Linked DNA regions of Homo sapiens: region 1 is linked to region 2. A link is a contact called in ENCODE Hi-C data. All regions are on one chromosome and are shown on one strand. Each heading gives the region's core, a stretch centred on a gene start or an enhancer-like site at or near the end of the contact. The rest is flanking DNA. Distances are from core to core; before and after follow the strand shown.

Evidence for each region. A loop is a pair of places that touch in the nucleus more often than their neighbours do. Pooled maps may share reads with other maps.
Region 1: a map of uterus shows a loop between it and region 2 (2.6-fold over the local background). The contact joins the enhancer-like site here to the promoter of CMYA5 in region 2. A Hi-C loop is called at or near these places in 2 of 168 maps with a recorded cell type or tissue (gastrocnemius medialis and uterus) and 4 of 50 pooled maps.

What each region holds. Positions count from the first base shown.
Region 1 is chr5:79,833,845-79,838,685 of GRCh38, forward strand. No RefSeq gene overlaps it. Among named protein-coding and RNA genes, the nearest start is that of LINC01455, 100 kb to the right of the region's middle. Within about 2 kb of position 1,297, at least 5 of the 41 ENCODE cell types and tissues checked have a DNase peak (open chromatin) inside an H3K27ac peak, as active enhancers do; they include uterus, where a contact is called at or near this core.
Region 2 is chr5:79,687,505-79,692,393 of GRCh38, forward strand. CMYA5 (cardiomyopathy associated 5) reads left to right here and starts at 2,332. Exons shown (of 13, transcript NM_153610.5): 1 at 2,332-2,552. The coding sequence starts at 2,404. It overlaps TENT2 (terminal nucleotidyltransferase 2), which reads left to right. Exons shown (of 15, transcript NM_001114394.3): 15 at 1-742. RefSeq lists an enhancer at 1,842-2,343.

The DNA.
Region 1 (4,841 bases), core at 47-2,546, 150 kb after region 2:
ACATTCATTAAGGAAAAAAAAAAAGCTTTGTGGCCATATGCTGGAAGAAACTGCTTCATGAGGGGTTTGGGCAATTGGTGGTGGTTTGTGGAAGGACCATGGACCAAGTGAAGACCAGTAGAGGAGGGAGAGGGTCAGAGCCTGCTGCTGTAGGATCCCTGAGCCTGCTGCTCATCTCCCCTGAAGCCTCCCCTAGTGTGTGTGTGCAGGTGCGCAAGAGAGCGTGCACACACACACGCACATGCACAATTAATCCCCTAAACTGTGACACCTATTTAGATATTTGGTAGCTTACATTTAAATTTAAATTAATTAAAATGAAATACATCTAAAAACATAGTTCTTCAGCTGCACTAGCTGCATTTCAATTGCTCAGTAATCACCCATGGCTACAGTATTGGGCCACAGAGACAGAGAGCATTTCCATCACCACAGAGAGGTCTCTTGGCAACCTAAAGCAAATCCCATGGTATATCTTACTTATAACTTTGCTTAATAGCCCAGCATCACAGGCCCATCCTCTCCTGGTGGGAGTTAGTCACACAGGCTTATTAATAGAAACTCACCTCTTGAATCCCTCCCTCATCTGCGCAGACAGAGGGATCAGGCAGGGGGAAAGAAGGAGAAAACACACAATTTCAAGAATTGAAATTATTTTTCTCCAACATGAAAGTTACAGGAAGAACAGATGGCACTTTTTGAAAAATGAAAATCTGGGATCAAAGAGAAGGAAAGTGCCAAGAATGAGTCTCAGGGCTGCTGTTGATTTTTCCTGACCGCCCCAGCCAACTCAACATGATCATTGTTGTTTCTGTTAAACACACACAAATGTTCTGAGTTTGAAGATTGTCTCTGCGTTGCAGAGAGAACTCTTACTTTTATATTCAGTTGAAAAGAAGGTACTATGGTTTGCCCAAACTTTTTATGATTCTATGATTTCCTATTCTGCCTGCCTGTCGGCTGTTTTGTGTATGAGGCAGAACAGATAGCTTTGACCTTGGAGCTGCTCCACGGGAGTTTCTGCAGATGGTTCTTAATAATAAGGTGTTTGCTCATTTGTTCCTAGGTTCTTTTATTTCAAAATAAAAGTGCAGCCAAATTGACCCATGGGGAGAAACAGATTAGGCAGAAAATAGCATCTCTTTAGATTTCTTACTCTAAAGTACTGATCCCATCTTCCCATGAAATTGCCCCACCAGGATGCTGGCAATCACAGACACGGGCAGGCCAGAGGGAGGCGAAGCAGGACCCTTAGTTCCGGGCAGCCACCTGCTGAGGGCCAGGAAAGTCAGCTGAGGCTGGGAGGACAGCCTGAGAGGCCAGGATCCAGAGTCCAGGGGGTCAGTGAGAGGGCAGGCCCAAGCTGTTCCAGCTGCCAGGCAGGCACCTCGGAGGCGAGCACAGGCCATTTCCCCACCAGCCTGGTCCAGGTGGCCTCGAGGCTACAGGGGTCATCTGGGAATGGGTCCTGCCCCTGCTTGAGGCAGAGATGAAATCTGGGTCTATCAGACCTGAGGGACTTTTAGGATCCTCTTCCTAGGTCCCCACAAAGTGCCTGAAGATAGGAAACACTTGATGTGCTTGTTAAGCACAGAGCACCGGGGCCTGAGCTTGGTTGCGGGGGGTATTTAACAAGCTACTCAGTGACTCTGACCCGAGGAAAGTCTAGGAAATACTCCTCTACCCAGTGGTTCTCAAGCTGCACCCCACAGAGCCCTGAGGTCTCTCAAGGATTCTTCAACACTACAGGTGTGGCATAAAAGTGAGAAGGAAGGATGAGTGTGCGAAACTCAAGGCCCCCACCCCTGCTGCAACCTGATAATGGTGAATCATGGTAGCAAATGCTCACTAAACCCTTCTGTACTAGGCACTATACATGCATTATCTCATTAATCCTTACTGTAACCCTATGAAGTAGGTTTTTTTCTTTTCTTTTTTTTCTTTTTTTTTTTTTTTTTTTTTTTTGAGACGGAGTCTTGCTCTGTCGCCCAGGCTGGAGTGCAGTTGCTCGATCTCGGCTCACTGCAAGCTCCGCCTCCCGGGTTCACGCCATTCTCCTGCCTCAGCCTCCTGAGTGGCTGGGACTATAGGTGCCCGCCACCACGCCCGGCTAATTTTTTTGTATGTTTAGTACAGACGAGGTTTCACCATATTAGCTAGGATGGTCTCGATCTCCTGACCTCGTGATTCGCCCGCCTCGGCCTCCCAAAGTGTGGGGATTACAGGCTTGAGCCACCGTGCCTGGCCTGAAGTAGGTTTTATTACAATCTCTATTTTACGAATGAGAAAGCTAAGGCTCAGAGGGTAAGTAGCTTGTCCAAGGTCACACACCTCATAAGTGGCAGAGCTGGAATTCGAATTCTGAAACTCCTTCCCATTACGTCATGCTAACCTTGAAGAAGCTCCACTTATATTTGTTTTATCTGTTATTGGGGGCCTTGTCTACAGAATGTATTCTATTGCTAATACAAATTTGAAAATATTAACTTAAAAACACACACACACCATTTATAAATTTAGAATAGGAGAGGAGGCCGGGCATGGTGGCTTACACCTGTAAACCCAGCACTTTGGGAGGCTGGGGTGGGCAGATTGCTTGAGCCCAGGAGTTCAAAAGCAGCCTGGGAAATATAGTGAGACCCCCCCGCCCCACCTTAAAAAATTAAAAAAAAAAAAAAAAGAAAAGGAAAGCAGACTTTATTTTTTATAAGGTGTTATAGTCCGCAAGGTAGCCATCCCACAGACTGGGAAGCACAGCCTCCAGCCAAGACCAGAGAGACGGGCACTTGGAAGGAAGAGAAGTTGGGGTAGGAGCTTTATGCCAACCCGGCTGGCTAAACATACATATTCAATAGGTTGCAGGAAGTGCTATGTATACTCATGAAGGTAGTCCTGACACGGGCGTATTGAAACAATATGTATATAACATATGACCCATGTTCACCTTGGGATGGAGACTGAACATTGAAATGTATTACAGCTAGGCCCTATATGTCAAAAGGTCTTTTTAGCAAATGATGGCACTTAAGTGCACAGCCTCTGTAAGCCAGCCGGGACCAGTCCATGTTTGGTGGTCTTCCTATCAGGAGAAAGTTACAGAAATCAGTCTCTTATTCAATCACAGATACGATACAGCTGGTAGAACAGGGGATCAGTTAGTCAGTGTCTGCGAGCTGGATGAGCTGTAATTGTTTTAATCTTGCTTATCTTGAGTCCAGTTCTTGTTCAGCAGCTAGAGGAGGGGATAAAATCTCGTGGCAGTTAGAACATGTTCTTTTTTTTTTTCTGCGACAGCGTCTTGCCCTGTCACCCAGACTGGAGGGCAATGGCACAATCATGGCTCACTGCAGCCTTGACCTCCCTGGCTCAATTGATCCTCCTACCGCAGCCTCCTGAGTAGCTGGGACCACAGGCATGTGCCACCATGCATGGCTAATTTTTTTATTTTTTGTAGAGATGGGATTTTGCCATGTTGCCCAGGCTGGTCTCGAACTCCTGACCTCACGTGATCCCTCCACCTTGACCTCCCAAATTGCTGGGAATACAGGCATGAGCCACCCACTGGGCCCACAGTTTATTCTTTAAGGCGTGTGTGACTTAACCCTTGCCTGGCATAGCCTTAGATCCTGTGTATAATATGGTATCTTATTGTAACAAAGAGTCTGTTCTGTCAATCTTATGGTCTCTATTTTAACCTGAACGCTGGTCAGTTGTGTTAAAACCATAAAAGAGAGGGGGAATAATGAGGCATGTCTGACCCCCTGCCTCGTCATGGCCAGGAACTGAGTTTTAAGGCTTTTCTAGAGTCCCCTTGGCCACAAGGGGTTTGTTCAGTCAGTGAGACACTTAGGATTTTCTTTTTAGTTTACAAAAACATACCTAGTCTGATCCCTACCTTTTATACAAGAAGAATCAAAGCCCTGGAGAGGTGAAATAATATGTGGTCACAAAGCTGGTAGCTTCCCCAAGAGAGGCTAACTCTGAACCGGCTTCTGTCCCGAGCCAGAGTGTGCCCAAGGTCAACATGGCCTGCGACATTTCCACCTGCAGTCTGGAGGGCCTCCACCCAGATTCCTAAGGCCAGTGGACACCATCTGCTGAGGAAGAGTTATGGCCCCAGCTAAGGGCTGGATCCAGTACTAGGGGCACTTAGCCAAAGGAGAAAACAAATGTCACAGTTTATTGTGAGCAAATTTATCATCTTGTTACATGGGACCATGACTTCTTTGTCAGCCTGCCTCACATCCCTGCAACTGCAACTGAATCTGATCCTCTTTCACTCCTGTTCTAATGAATGTCCCTGTGGCTTAGGGCCTCCAGAAAGGGTGAAATACTTTTTTCTCAAGGTGGCTGTATTTCATGTGCTGGTGACATTTCTCTCTTCCCTGAGACTGGTTCATCAATCATTTGGAGATGTTTTGTAACCAAAGGGCAAATGTATTTCTCAGAGGAGCAGCCTCCACTCCAGCTCCCTAAGCCAAGGCCAGGTGATTAGGGAAGGGTTTGGGGAGCAGCCAGCCCCTGTCTTCCCAAACTAGCCATCTGGGAAGTGAGCATGCTCGCCTTTTGCTCCCTCTGGGGAATGGACGCACCGCAAGATGCCTGTGAGTCCTGCTCCTGGAACATTTGGGTTTTTGCCAGGCTACTGTCCCTCTGAGGGGGAGAAGGAAAGTTTTATAAGCTTCACATGCACTCTTTGCTTGGGGAATCCAGTTGAGCCTCCAGGTTGATTTATTTGATTAAGTATCCAAGACCTAGTGTTTTAGTTAGTTCCCCCTGTCCCCCACCCCAGGGCTATTGTCAAAGCTATCCTTTCATATTGAGAAATCAATTTTCCTCAC
Region 2 (4,889 bases), core at 1,082-3,581:
TTAAATCATCTCTAAATTACCTGATACGTAATACAATGTAAATGCTATGTAAATAGTTGTTATACTGTATTGTTTAGGGAATAATAATGACAAGACAAAAAGTCTATACCTGTTCGGTACAGATGCAACCATTCTGCCTCCTCCCTACCCCCTCCCAAATATTTTTCATCCTGGTTGAATTCACAAATCCTACATGGTTACGGAGGGTTGACTGTATTTGCATATGTTGTTAAAGTGGTGTTTAAAATGTGCAATCTGTACTACAATTCTAAATTTTGGATTGATTTGAACTAGGATCTTTGCAAATAAATCTCATAGACATTAATGTTTGTAAGAAATTTTTAATTAAATGATGGAAGGAACATAGAATGGCTACCTGTGATTTTGATTAGTGTTTAACAGATTGCCACAGCTGTGATTGAATTCCTTTTGTACTGGATGAGCATGGTCATTTGGGATTACTGATGGTGAAGTCTAGCTGGTGTTAAGAGAATAAATATTGCTGATGCTAAACCTGGTTTAGTGAGCTGTGGAAGCCTTGACTCTGCTGTTTTCCCTCCTTATGCCCCACTAGCTGATGTATCTGTACTGTAATTCAATGATTTACAGTTCATTACCTCCAGACATAATGCATGCATACCAGCTCGTGTAACTGGTGAATAATCCCCAGCTTACAGTCATATTTAACAACTCTGTGACTTGCTATAATTAAAAATAAATGTTAACTCTTCTAGCCATCAAATCATTCTCATGAAATGAATATCTTTATTGTAAAGTTACCTCCATTTGTACATAGCAGTTCTGGTTCTGTTCTCTTCAGGGAGCATCCATTATATGTACCTGCTATGTGCTAGCTACTTTGCTAGTGTGTAGGCTTGTAAGAGATGGGGATGATGGGACAAAGAAGAGTAGTAAACTTACGAAGTCTGCTGGGGAAGGAGATACAAACATAATTTGAATATAGGATTATGTGGGAACCTGGAAGAGAGGTACTGAGTTTAACTTTGGGATTTCAGTGAAAGGTGGTGATCTTGAATGATGGGTATCCTGGTAAAAATGGGACCAACCTTTGAGGCAGAAGGAATTGTGTTAATAAAGACACAGTGGAGTGACTTGACAATGTTGGGAACTCCTGACTTCTAAAGACACCTGACCAGCTGGGCGTGGGGGCTCACACCTGTAATTCCAGAACTTTGGGAGGCTGAGGTGGGCAGATCACCTGAGGTCAGGAGTTCGAGACTAGGCTAGCCAATATGGTGAAACCCCGTCTCTACTAAAAATACAAAAATTAGCTGGGCATGGTGGTGCGCGCCTGTAGTCCCAGCTACTCGGGAGGCTGAGGCAGGAGAATCGCGTGAACCCAGGAGGTGGAAGTTGCACTGGACCGAGATCGCGCCATTGCACTCCAGTCTGGGCGACAAGAGCAAGACTCCATCTCAAAAAAAAAAAAAGAGTAGACAGGTAAAACATGGCCTGTTAGGCAACCGTTACCTTTGTGAGGGTGTTGGGGTTCAGTCTTTGAGCAGTGGGAAGCCATTGAGGGGTTTTAACCACAACTTGATCCGGGGAAAGGTTTGGGGCATTTGGGCCAGTTTCAGACAAAACTTAGCTTTTTGCTAACGTGGGGGAAATTGCTCCTCCTCAAGGTTTAAGATGAGTGGAGATAAAGTTTCCTGGCTCAATAACAGGGACCACTGAGCAAGAAAATACACAGTATATTGACTTGCGATATAAAGAGAGCCGGGACGGAACACTGGTTCAAAACTGGGCTTTTGAGCAGGGCACGCCTAGCTTTGTTTCTCATTGGGTCATTTTACTAGCAATGACAGCCTGAGCTGCTGGAGCTCTTCGGAGTCTCAGTTTCCTCATCTGGGAAACCAGCACTACAGTAAAACCTTCTACAGGTACCACCACAGAATCGAGGTAATGAAAGCGAGACCCTTAGCAGAGTGCCTGGTAGTTAAGTGCCCAGCTCAGGGTATTGTTTGGGATAAAGGGTCCAGAAAGTAGCTCAGCTCAAAACCGAAAAGACTCACTCTGGAGGAAATAAGAGACGGGGCTAGGTTGCCTTTCCTCCTTTGAACCCCCTGGTGCAGCCGGAGCCCGCGCCCCTTAAAGTGATCTCCAGTTGTCCGAAAGGCCCGCCAGGGATCTGGCGAAACGGGGGCGGGGGAGGGCTCAGGGAAGAGGAGAAGCTGAGCCCGGGCCCCAGAAGCTCGGTGGCGAAACTTTGACGCCTTCTATTTAAAGTCGCGGGGCTCGCCCGCCCCCGGCGCCGGGAACCCGAGCCGCCCCCGCAGGGGCAGGGCTGGGGAGGGCAGGGGCCAGAGCAGTCGGAGGGAGAACACCAGGCGCGGCGCGGGCGGCTCCGGCTCCGGCCCCGGCCCAGGCCCGGGAGAGGCGATGGCGAGCCGCGATAGCAACCACGCTGGCGAGAGCTTTCTCGGCTCCGACGGGGACGAGGAGGCGACCCGGGAGCTGGAGACCGAGGAGGAGTCGGAGGGCGAGGAGGACGAGACGGCGGCGGAGTCGGAGGAGGAGCCGGACTCCAGGTAGCGCGAGCCTCTCTCCTCGGCCCAGGGCCTGCAGGGCAGCTAGCAGCACCCTTGCTTGTTTGCTTTAAGTTTTTAAGCTCTGGGGTTCGTTTGCCTCGAGCTAGGCACTTTCTCTCTGGGTGCACTGTCGTTTAAAAGAACTTGAAGGTGAAGGTGCTCGCTGTCAGCTGGAGTGACAGGCCCGCCTGCAGCAGAGTTCATTACCCCCGCCCCCAGCTCCTTGTGACTCGCTGCTCTTGTTTATTCCTGAGGATTTACTTAGGTCCTGCATAACTGCCGAAATGTGCTGGAACACGTACATCTGGCCCGAGGCACAGGAACAATCGCGAAATCCTGCGCTAGAGGAGAAGGGGGTGGGGTGGAGGCGGTGAAGGCGCACTGGTACCTTCCGATGAATGGCGGTCTCCCCGGGGGCCTAGCAGTAGGCTAGGCTGCAATAAGGTGACCTTATTTTGATACAAAGGCCCATAAATTCTTTGGGGGAAAAGAAGCATGAGTTTCAGTAATCCCTGTTCTTCAAGTCCTGGTCCCAAATCCCAAATATCAGTTTCCGTGAATGCGATGAAGTAATACTATGTACAAAAGATGCACCTCCCACCCTTCGATCTCCCACCCTCCGTCCCTTTAAGAAGGCCCTAAAATGAGAATAATAGAAATCATCTAATGTCTATTTGGATTAGCTTCTACCTTCACTTGTTTTCCTTGAGTATGAGTTTTGGGTTTTTTCCTGACTGTGTGTCAGTCAGTGATGTCTCTTCCTCAGTCTGTTCATAACAGTAGAAAGGCTTTGAAGGTGGCAGGTGGGTGTGTACCATCTCAGAACGCCCAGCTTACCTAATCAAAGCCAGCAGAGCCGATGTTGAAGAAGTAGCCCATAGAGGGGCATTGAGGAGGATGGATGGTCAGACAAGAAGTCCTGAATGTATGTCACCTGTTTATCAAACAGCTGCCAAGTGGGAAGCAAGCACAGTCCCTGGCCTCAAGGACCTTGTGGAAAAAGTTTCCCTAACTTTTTCCCCTATGGGGAAACGTTTCCCTAACATGGGGAGTGTGAGACTATATAGAGGTGGAAGGGAGGACTATGGGTACTGTGCAAGGGCAGAAGAGGGAGTGTTGGGCTGGAGCTGCCTTGAAGTAGTGGGCAGGGACTACAAACAGGAAGAGCAGAGGAGAAGGCACCTGTAGGAAGTGGATCAGGGAGTAGGGGACCTGTGATCCCTTGGCAGTGTTGAGAAGGGGAAGTCTGTCAACTCAGCTTTTATAACCTTTCCCTTACTGTTGTCTGGGATCCTCATATCCTTGCCCAACCACAATTTACAACCAAGAGAATCTGAAAACTCATTTACACTAAAATGTGAGCAGCTGACCATTCACTCTGGGGTTGCATTGCCATTTGACAAAGGTCAAGGCCTTCAGAAAAGGATGTGATTTGTCTGCAGTAAACTTCAGCCTGTTCTGACTACAGACAGTAAGGTGGACACCAGGGAAAGAGGTCAGAATAAATAGAGTGGAGGGACACATGAGGGAATATGGAAAATGGAGGCCTGGAAAAAGCATCCAATTTATTTTTTATTGGATGACAAGGGTAACAGGAAGTCAGCAAAACTTCTGGATTTAGGAAAAACACGTATCGACGAAAAAGCATCAAACTCTGTAAAATATCTGAAGAGATTGGTTCTGAGCCAAATATGAGTGACCAATGGCCTGTGACACGGCCTGCAGGAGATCCTGAGAACATGTGGCCAAGGTGGTTGGGGGACAGCTTAATTTTACACATTTTAGGGAGACATGAGACCTCAATCAAATACATGTAAGATGCACATTGGTTTGGTCCAGAAAGGTGGGAAAACTGAAGGGCATGGGGGCTTCTAGGTTATAGGTAGGTTTAAGTTTTTTCTGATTGGCAATTGGTTGAAAGAGTTAAGTTATTCTCTTAAGACTTGGAATCAGTGGAAAGGAATGTCTGCATTATGATAAGGGGATGTTGAGACCAAAGTTTTATCATGCAGATGAAGCCTCCAGGTAGCCAGCTGGAGAGAGAATAGATTGTAAGTGTTTCTTATTAGACTGAAAGAGTTGTTCTATCAGTAATTCCAAAAGGGAGGGGGGTGTAGTGTAGTGAGGCATGTTCCATCTCCCCACCTCCACCATCACGGCCTGAGTGAGTTTTTCAGGTTAGCTTTGGAATGCCCTTGCTGAAAGGAGGGGTCCACTCAGATGGTCGGGGGCTTAGAATTTTATTTTTGGTTTGCAAACCTTCATTTTTAAAAATTCAAAAGACACAAAGTAATCTGTAAACGTTCCTTTACCCTTTCAGGTATGATATATATAATT